2 separate regions of the Homo sapiens genome follow, and region 1 is linked to region 2. Evidence: chromatin contacts called from ENCODE Hi-C or POLR2A ChIA-PET data. All regions are on one chromosome and are shown on one strand. Each heading gives the region's core, a stretch centred on a gene start or an enhancer-like site at or near the end of the contact. The rest is flanking DNA. Distances are from core to core; before and after follow the strand shown.

What was found. A loop is a pair of places that touch in the nucleus more often than their neighbours do. ChIA-PET counts read pairs that join two places held with the same protein, here RNA polymerase II (POLR2A). Pooled maps may share reads with other maps.
Region 1: a pooled map shows a loop between it and region 2 (3-fold over the local background). The contact joins the enhancer-like site here to the promoter of OPHN1 in region 2. A Hi-C loop is called at or near these places in 1 of 50 pooled maps. POLR2A ChIA-PET finds 5 or more read pairs at or near these places in 4 of 52 experiments (A549, AG04450, HEK293 and 1 more).

What each region holds. Positions count from the first base shown.
Region 1 is chrX:68,353,319-68,358,113 of GRCh38, forward strand. All of the region lies in intron 2 of OPHN1 (oligophrenin 1), which reads right to left. Among named protein-coding and RNA genes, the nearest start is that of OPHN1, 78 kb to the right of the region's middle. RefSeq lists enhancers at 2,028-2,528, 2,529-3,029. Within about 2 kb of position 2,458, at least 3 of the 41 ENCODE cell types and tissues checked have a DNase peak (open chromatin) inside an H3K27ac peak, as active enhancers do; they include PC-9, where a contact is called at or near this core.
Region 2 is chrX:68,432,081-68,436,837 of GRCh38, forward strand. It overlaps OPHN1 (oligophrenin 1), which reads right to left and starts at 1,415. Exons shown (of 25, transcript NM_002547.3): 1 at 1,088-1,415; 2 at 787-944. The coding sequence starts at 940.

The DNA.
Region 1 (4,795 bases), core at 1,208-3,707, 78 kb before region 2:
AGCACTTTGGTAGGCTGAGGCGAGTAGATCACCTGAGGTCAGGAGTTTGAGACCAGCCTGGCCAACATGGTGAAACCCCGTCTCTACAGGAAAAAAAAAAAAAAAAAAAAAAAGCCATGGTGGCGGGTGCCTGTAATCCCAGCTATTCAGGAGGCTGAAGCAGGAGAATCGCTTGAACCCGGGAGGAGGAGGTTGCAATGAGCCAAGGTCACACCACTGCATTCCAGCCTGGGCAACAAAAGCAAAACTCCACCTTAAATAAATAAATAAATAAATAACGTGTAAAAAGTAAATTTATGCTGTTTTTGTTTCCTACTTAAAATGACAAATGCTTTTGTAGAATATTAAAGCATAATAAGATCAAATAATCAAGAAAATGATAATACCTTATAATTATTTCTCATATTAACTTATTTGTAAGATTCCATTCTACTTTCACAATTTCCATTGCTCAATTTCTTCATTTCAGCAACCATGACTGTTTTAATATACACTCAAAGGAGCTACACCACAAGGCATAAATTAGTCTTTTTTTCTTCCTAAAATATAATATTGTAAAAAGTTAGTACTAAAACAAAATATACAGGCAGACCTTTCAATATTATTGACTTAACATCCTAGACCATAGTGATGAAGACTCAGCAAAACAGATGCTGAAATCGAAAAAGTTAGAGTACATTATTTCAAAGAATAAGGTTCCTATTCACAGATACTCATTTTAAATCCACTATTTATACAAACTCAGTATATACATAGTTTAATAAAAGAGCATTAAAATGATATTAGCCATTGATAATGTCTCTGGACAAGGCATTGTTGAGCAGTGTTTGAGAAGTTATGATAAGGCCAGGCTCAGTGGCTCACACCTATGATCCCTGCACTTTAGGAGGCCGAGGCTGGCAGATTACTTGAGGTCAGGAGTTTGAGACCAGCCTGGCCAACATGGTGATACCCCATCTCTACTAAAAATACAAAAATTAGCTGGGCGTGGTTGCAGACACCTGTAATCCCAGCTACTCGGGAGACCGAGACCGAGTTCAAGAATTGCTTGAACCCAGGAGGCAGAGATTGCAGTGAGCCGAGATCACACCACCACTGCACTCCAGCCTGGGCGACAGAGTAAGACTCCATCTCAAAAAAAAAAAAAAAAAAAAAAAAGTCGGGCGCGGTGGCTCATGCCTGTAATCCCAGCACTTTGGGAGGCCAAGGTGGGTAGATCACCTGCGGTCAGGAGTTTGAGACCAGCCTGGCCAACATGGTGAAACCCCGACTCTACTAAAAAAAAAAATAGCTGGGCGTGGTGGCACACACCTGTAGTCCCAGCTACTTGGGAGGCTGAGACAGGAGAATCACTTGAACCCAGGAGGCGGAGGTTGCAGTGAGCCAAGGTCACGCCACTGCACTCCAGCATGGGTGATAGCGAGAGACTCCGTCTCAAAAAAAAAAAAAAAACTAAAAGAAACGTCATGATGAGATAGAAAGAACACTGAGTTTGTAGTTCAAATTCTGGCCATACCTCCCACTACCTCTGTGATCATAAGGCTCTGCTCATCCCTAATTATTTCCTATCTGCAGTCAAATATTCTTTCTGATTTTATGAGTACATATATCTTAGGTAAATATTCTGGGGCCTGGAATGGACATCCAGATCCTGTCTTCATAAACCCAACTGTTGGGCCCAGGAAGGTGCCTATAACTCAGTGGCATCAGACTGGAGACTCTGAGTGACTAGGCTAGTTTCCCCTACATATTAGTCAGCCTGTATTTATTTAAGCTCTGCAGAATTCCTTCATTTGTACTCAAGAGTTTTACATTTTACATGACTGTGACTAGAGAAGCTTTCTCTTGAAATGCAGAGACAAAGGAAAATCTTTCTAGTTGTGTCAGAAAACTTAATAACTGCATCTAGAATCTGCAAGAAAACGAATTCATTTTAAGAAAGTAGGAAAGGAAATTGCATAGGACAGAGGCAGGGATAAAATACAGAAGTACATAAAACATTGCATCTGTCCATTGTGGAAGATTAATGTCTGCTGTGGAACGTAGACCAATAAAACCTGAAGGTAGTCCTGACATTTGATCATTTGAGTTTCTGGCTGATACATGTAGTTAATCTCTCTCTCTCCAGTTCATATGCTGATATAGGCTATCCAGGGCAGGAAGAAAGGCTCAGATAGTTTCAAGATGAAATATTTTCCTATTTCAAGAAGACAGAAAAGAACTCCTTTCTTTACTTAGCTTTGAGGCTACCGTGCAAGATCCATATTCTTTCTGGGTCATTTCAAAAGTCATTCTTTATCTCAGAGTAGTTGTTTACACAAAGAGATTCAAAATACAGCAATTGCTGGTGCTAATTTTAAATTGCATATGCTTCCAAGAAAGACAATCCTCAATGTTAGGTTTGTTTACCTATTCACAGGATAAAAATAGCGAAGTGTGGCCAGGTGCTGACTCACACCTGTAATCCCAGCGCTTTGGGAGGCCGAGGTGGGCGGAACACCTGAGGTCAGAAGTTCAAGACCAGCCTGGTCAACATGACAAAACCCCATCTCTACCAAAAAATAAATAAATAAAAGAATTAGCTGGGTGTGGGTGGTGGCACATGCCTATAATCCCAGCTACTTGGGAGGCTGAAGCAGGAGAACTGCTTGAACCCGGGTGGTGGAGGTTGCAGTGGGCCGAGATTGTGCCACTGCACTCTAGCCTGGGTGACAGAGCAAGACTTCTTCCAAAAAAAAAAAAAATCGCCAAATGTTACAATTTTATGTGTCATTTTGGCTGGGGCACGGTGCCCAAATATGTGGTCAAACGTTATTCTGGATGTTTCTGTAGGGGTGTTTTTGGATGAGATTTATGTTTATATCAGTGGACTTTGAGTAAAACAGATTGCTCTCGTGATGTGGGTAGGCCTTAACCAATCAGTTGAAGGCTTAAATAGAACAAAAGGCTGATTTACCCCCAAGCAAGAGGGGATTCTCCAGCAGACTGCCTTTGGACTCAAAGTGCAACTCCTTCCTGAGTCTTCAGCCTGCCTGCCTCTCCCATTAGGTATTTGGACTTGCCAAGCCTCCACAATCACATGAGCCAATTCCTTAAAATATTTTTTTTTTTTGAGACAGGGTCTCACTCTGTTTCCCAGGCTGGAGTGTAGTGGTATGATCTTGGCTCACTGCAACCTCCACCTCCTGGGTTCAAGCGATTCTCCTGCCTTGGCCTCCCGAGGAGCTGGGATTATAGGTGCCTGCCACCACGCCTGGCTAATTTTTATATTTTTAGTAGAGGTGGGGTTTTGCCATGTTGCCCAGGCTGGTGTCAAACTCCTGACCTCAAGTGATCCACTTGCCTTGGTCTCCCAAAATGCTGGGATTATAGGCATGAGCCACTGCGCCAGGCCCCTCTTTCTGTATATATATATAGATACATATCCTATTGGTTCTAAGTCTCTGGAGAGCCCTTCTGAATACACTGAGGTCTGACCTCCAAATGCAGAGATTTTTTAAAACAGTCTCCACAATAGGGATGAACCTGGTAAACATTATGCTAAATCAAAGAAGCCAGTCACGAAAAACCTCGTGTTGTATGATCCCATTTATATAAAATGTCCAGAATAGGCAAATCTACAGACACAGAAAGATTTGTGGTTGCCTAGTGCTAGCAGGAATGGGGGAAAATAAGGAGTTACTGTTATTTGGTATGAGGCTTCTTTTTAGGGTGAAGAAAATGCTCTAAAATTGATTGTGGTGATGGTCGCAAAACTCTGCGAATATACTAAAACTCAGTGAATTGTACAATTTAAGTAGGTGAATTATTTGCTCTGTGAATGATACCTAAATCAGCCAGGATATATATATTCTCACAGCTACTTCTAGGTTTTCCGCAGCATTTCTCTAGCTCTCAGCAAAACAGAGTGTATCTGTGTTTTGCTTTTGCTTTTGTTTTGTTTTTTATTATACTTTAAGTTCTAGGGTACATGTGCACAACGTGCAGGTTTGTTACATATGTATACATGTGCCATGTTGGTGTGCTGCACCCATTAACTTGTCATTTAGCATTAGGTATATCTCCTGATGCTATCCCTCCCCCCTGCCCCCACCCCACAACAGGCCCCTGTGTGTGATGTTCCCCTTCCTGTGTCCATGTGTTCTCATTGTTCAATTCCCACCTATGAGTGAGAACATGCGGCGTTTGGTTTTTTGTCCTTGCGATAGTTTGCTGAGAATGATGGTTTCCAGCTTCATCCATGTCCCTACAAAGGACATGAACTCATCATTTTTTATGGCTGCATAGTATTCCATGGTGTATATGTGCCACATTTTCTTAATCCAGTCTATCATTGTTGGACATGTGGGTTGGTTCCAAGTCTTTGCTATTGTGAATAGTGCTGCAATAAACATATGTGTGCATATGTCTTTATAGCAGCATGATTTATAATCCTTTGGATATATACCCAGTAATGGGATTGCTGGGTCAAATGGTATTTCTAGTTCTAGATCCCTGAGGAATCGCCACACTGACTTCCACAAGCTTTTGTTAAGATGCCTGTTGATTTTGTTTGACTGTTTTTATTGAGATAGATAATATTTAAAGGCCAAAATAGGCCAGAAAAGTTGGTTACTCCATGAAAACATACTATTTAGGGACCCAAGCAATAAGTAGCAAGTACTAATTACATTAAGAAATAGTCCATTAGGGCCAGGCACAGTGGCTCACGCGTATAATCCCAGCATTTTAGGAGGCCGAGAGGGACAGATCAATTGAGGCCAGCAGTTCAAGACCAGCTTGGCCAACATAGTGA
Region 2 (4,757 bases), core at 165-2,664:
TGGGGGAAGGAGAGAGCTTCCCACAGCTGAGTCAGCTGTGAGCACTGGAAAAGCGAAGCTAGGTGAAGTTCCTTCAGCCCAGCAGCCCCCAACCCTATCCCTATTTTACTCCCTGGGGGCTGGGCCCCTTGTGGCAGGGACTAAGTAGTCAGCTCTTTGTTCCACACTCAAGCAGAATTCAGTGGCAGGTGAAGCCATCCAATAATCCTGAACTTAGACTGACCTTGACCTAAACCATAGCTCAGTGTGATAAAGAAAATAATTCACTGGGGCAAAGGTGCTTTCCTTAAAAAATAACTTGCCATGGCGAATTTTTTACTGCCCCCCACACTTATCTGTAGCAACCAGAGACCAGGACAAAATTATTATTCAAGCTGCTGACCTTAATCCCCAATTGTTTAGGAGGTGCTGGGGCAGTTCCTTGGTCAGCTTGGATGTCACTTTGCCCCAGACAGGGGTGCTGAATATGTCTAACAGTACAGCAGATTGTCCCTTAAGAACAATCATCTGCCAAGTAAGGGTAATTGCTGAGCAAGAGGGTCCCTGGCACAGCTACGGATCACGTCTTATAAGGTCAAAACCACTAAAGGAAAAGGCCCAAAGTTCTGGTTGTATCCACCACTTTCCACTTCTACTATCTCCACTCCCCAAGTGTGGGAAACCCATTTGCCTCAGAGATCTGGGCTGGGAGTCACCCTGCAATCTCCCTTCCCCTGGTGGTGTGGAAAGGCTTAAAGGCCAGACACACCAGCTCAGAGAAACAGCTCATCGAAGCCTTGCACTTACTTCTCATAGCGCTGATAAGCGCGTTGCCGTCTTTGATTACGTCTTTGATGAATTTGTTGGTCCTCTCCAGTTCCTGCTCATAACACTTGAGCCTCTCGCGGAAATCGGGGCTGTCCAGGTAGCAGTCGCTGAACTCCAGCGGGGGATGACCCATGGTTCTGATGGCCGGGAGTAGGGGGAAAGGGGAAAGACACAAAGACCGAGAGCATCAATGGCACAGTAGAGGAAGTAGAGGGGACGGACTGAGCGCGCGACCCGCTTAAGGAAGCTCATAGCCTCCGTCCCTTTGGAGGACAGGTACCTGTTTCAGTGAGACTCCTGAGGAGCGCTGGCTGGTCCGGACAGAGAACAGGCGCCCCGGCGATGGCTTCAGGGCCAGGGAGAGCTAACTATCGCAGTCGGATCCCGGCAGGGTGCTGCCTAGCAAGCAGCATGTCCCTTAGGCATCGCCTTCCCAGATAAGCAGCAAAAACCGCAGCCCGACTTGCCTCCGGAGACGGGCCGGATCCTTCCTGAGCAATTGCAAACGTGACACTTGGGCCCGCCCAAGGTGTAGGCGAGGTTAGAGCTGGAGCTGGGAACAGCCTCTCTACAGGCTCCTCGCTCCGGAGCGAGCGGAAGACTTCCTTGGCCGAACTCCGCGGGCAACCCGGATTGCACTGTCCCCTCCCCTTTCTTAAAGCCAACGCCTGCGCCCCGCCCCAGCGAAGCCCGAGGACCAAACCGGAGCGCTCTGGCTCCTTCCTCAACTGTTTTCCTTGTACCTTAGAGTTTCCTGACCAGGGCCCGCTGGCTGCTAAGACTTCTTCCTGGTGCAAGGGAGCCGGCCGGCCGGCCGTCCTTTTAGGCGCCGGAAGGGTTAAGCCAGGGCGGCAATGAAACGTAGCCTCGCTCCATAGACACTGCAGCGGGAAGAGGAGGGCGAGAGCGCGACGCACAATAGCCGCGGTAGCCCAGCGCTTCCCTACGGAAACTGGGGAGCAGTCAGCGCCCTAGGACTCCAGCTGGAAAGCGTGGCGGCCTGGGAGATGTAGTCTTTCCGTTTGCACTCCCCAAGACTCCTCCCTGCAGTCTCCCCACCACCCCGCCTGGGAGGCTGCTCTCCCAGAACGGCATTCCCAGCCTGCCGCAGGCTCCTGCGCAGGGACCGGCCCCAAGGGGCAGGTGCGCGGCGCTGGACTCTGCGGGGGAAGTTTCCGAAACTAGAGCAAGAACCCGCAAGACTAGATTGCAGGAAGCCATCTCTCAATTCCCATGATTCGGCTGGGTTGTGTATTCTTTTGCCTTCCCCTCTTTCCAGCCTCCTTCGGACCTACCAACTTCTTTTCCTCTTTCTTTTCCCATGTCTCCTGCTCTAAGTGCTCTAATTCCCTTGGGCCTTCGACCTGAAGGGTTGATTCCTACTCTAGGGTCTCCGTGAAGCTCAGTGCCCCCTGCCAAAGAAAGGGAGGCCATAATTCAGAGTTAATATTTTCCTGAATAGGACCTCAGAGCATGGCTTTTGTGGCAGACGCCGATAATGCATATGATTTTCCATGTGTAAGTGGAAAGTCTAAGAATAGGATGTTATAAATTGTCTTGCAGCTTACCTTAAAGGCAGCTGTCTTGAGACTAAGGGTAGGTAGAGGCTCGAAAAACTAAAAAATAGTTTGTGCGTGGGCAAAGAGATCCCTTTAATTCTGCAGAAGTGTTTACATTAGATTGCCCTGTGAAGAAAGCCAGAACGGAAGGGGGTTGTAAATAGAATAATAGTGGCTGACCCACCTGAATTAGGGTCCTGTTGCTGCTGTGACAAATTACCACAAACTTGATGTCCTAAATCAGCATAAAGTTATAATCTACAGTTCCAGAAGGCAGAAATCAGAAATGGGCCTCACTGGGATCAAATCAAGATGTTAGAAGGGTTGTGTTCATTTTCAGATAGTCTAGGGGTAGAATCTGGTTCCTTACCTTTTCCGGCTCAAGCTGCTCACATCCTTTGGCTCATAGCTCCCTTCCTCCGTCTTTAAAGCTAGCACTGGCCAGTCAAGTCTTTCTCATGCTACATCACTGTGATTCTCATGCCTCCCCTTAAGGACCCTTATGATTACACTGGGTCCACAGGATAATCTCCCCCATCACATCATCCTTAATCACATCTGCAAATTTCATTTTGCCACATAAGATAACGTAGCCACAGGTTTCAGGACATGGACATCTGTGAAGGAGGAAACATTATTCTACCCACCACACAACCTATCGCCCATCTCACTAATCTTCAAAACAACCCTATGAGGATGGTTTTATTATTATACCCATTTAAAGATGGAGAAGCTGGGTCAAAGAGAGTTTAAGTGACTTGCCGAAGGACAAACAGCTAGTTAAATGGCAGCACTTGAACTTGAGCCCAGCCTGGCTGGCTCTAGAGGTAGTGCTCTTGACCACTACACTATATAGCAGAATGGCAATGAGAAAACGCCCTCTGAAAATAAATAAGTAGCCACATCTCAGGGGAAAGTTTTGTTTCTTACTCTTTTTATCTTTAAGGTTAATTTATGGGAAAATGTCCAAAATGAGCTTTAAATGCACCATGGGTTGAAAAATGCAGGTACTAAGGGAAGGTACCCATTCAATGGGTATATGGTCTTTCACACTAGTAAGTTTCCTTTTAGCATTCATTCACTCGTTTAACAAGCATTTTTTGAACACCTGCTATATACTTTTATTTATAAAGCCTATACATATATTTTCATCACTATAAAAATTGCCATTGACATTTTTTAAAATTTTATTTATTTATGTATTTTTTTGTTTGAGAAAGGGTCTCACCCTGTTGCCCAGGCTAAAGTGCAATCAATAGCTCAATCACGGCTCCCTGCAGCCTCGACCTCCCTGGGCTCAGGTGATCCTCCCACCTCAGCCTCCTCCTGAGTAGCTAGGACTACAGGCACATGCCACCACACCTGGCCAATTTTTGTATTTTTTTGTAGAGACGGGGTTTCACCATGTTGGCTAGGCTAGTCTCAAACTCCTGGGCTAGAGGGATCCACCCACTGCAGCCCCCACCAAAGTGCTGGGATTACAGGTGTGAGCCACCATGCCCAGCTGCTGTTGACATTATTGATGTTAGATTCAATCATACTCATCTGAGTTCCTATACTCAAAGTGTTTTACAGTCATCTGTGTTATCCTTTATCTAGACAATGAAACTAAAGCACAGAAATAACAAATTCCCTAGACCAAATACCGAAGAAGAAACAGGGCTAAAATTAGAACTCACACGGCGTGGTGGCTCACGCTTGTAAACCCAGCACTTTGGGAGGTCAAGGCGGGCAGATCACCTGAGGTCAGGAGTTCAAGACCAGCCTGGCCAACATGGGGAAACCCCATCTCTATTAAAAATAAAAAATTAGCCAGGTGTAGTGGTGTGTGCCTGTAATCTCAGCTACTCAGGAGTCTGAGGCAGGAGAATCGCTTGAACCCAGAATGCAGAGGTTGCAGTGAGCCAAGATTGGGCCACTGCACTGCAGCCTGGATGACAGAGCAAGACTCCATCTCAAAAAAAAAAAAAAAAAAAAAAAAAAAAAAAAAAAAACTCAGTTCTTCAGATAATACTTGCATTCATCAAGCACTATCTTAATTGCTTTGCACAATTTCTCCCTGACCCTCACAGCTAACCCTATGTCACTGAGAGTCTTTAAAATTTTGTTCACATAACCCCTAAAAGAATTTTGGGAGCTATGTACTCCTTCGTTTTTAAGTGGTATCTTTTTTTTATTTTATTTTTTTGAGACAGAGTCTCACTCTGTCACCCAGGCTAGAGTGTGGTGGCACGATCTCCACTCACTGCAACCTCCACCTCCCAGGTTCAAGCAATTCTCCTGCCTCAGCCTCCCGAGTAGCTGGGATTCCAGGCACATGTCACCATGCCCGCTTTATTTATTTATTTATTTTTAGTAGAGATTGGGTTTCATCATGTTGGTCAGGCTGGC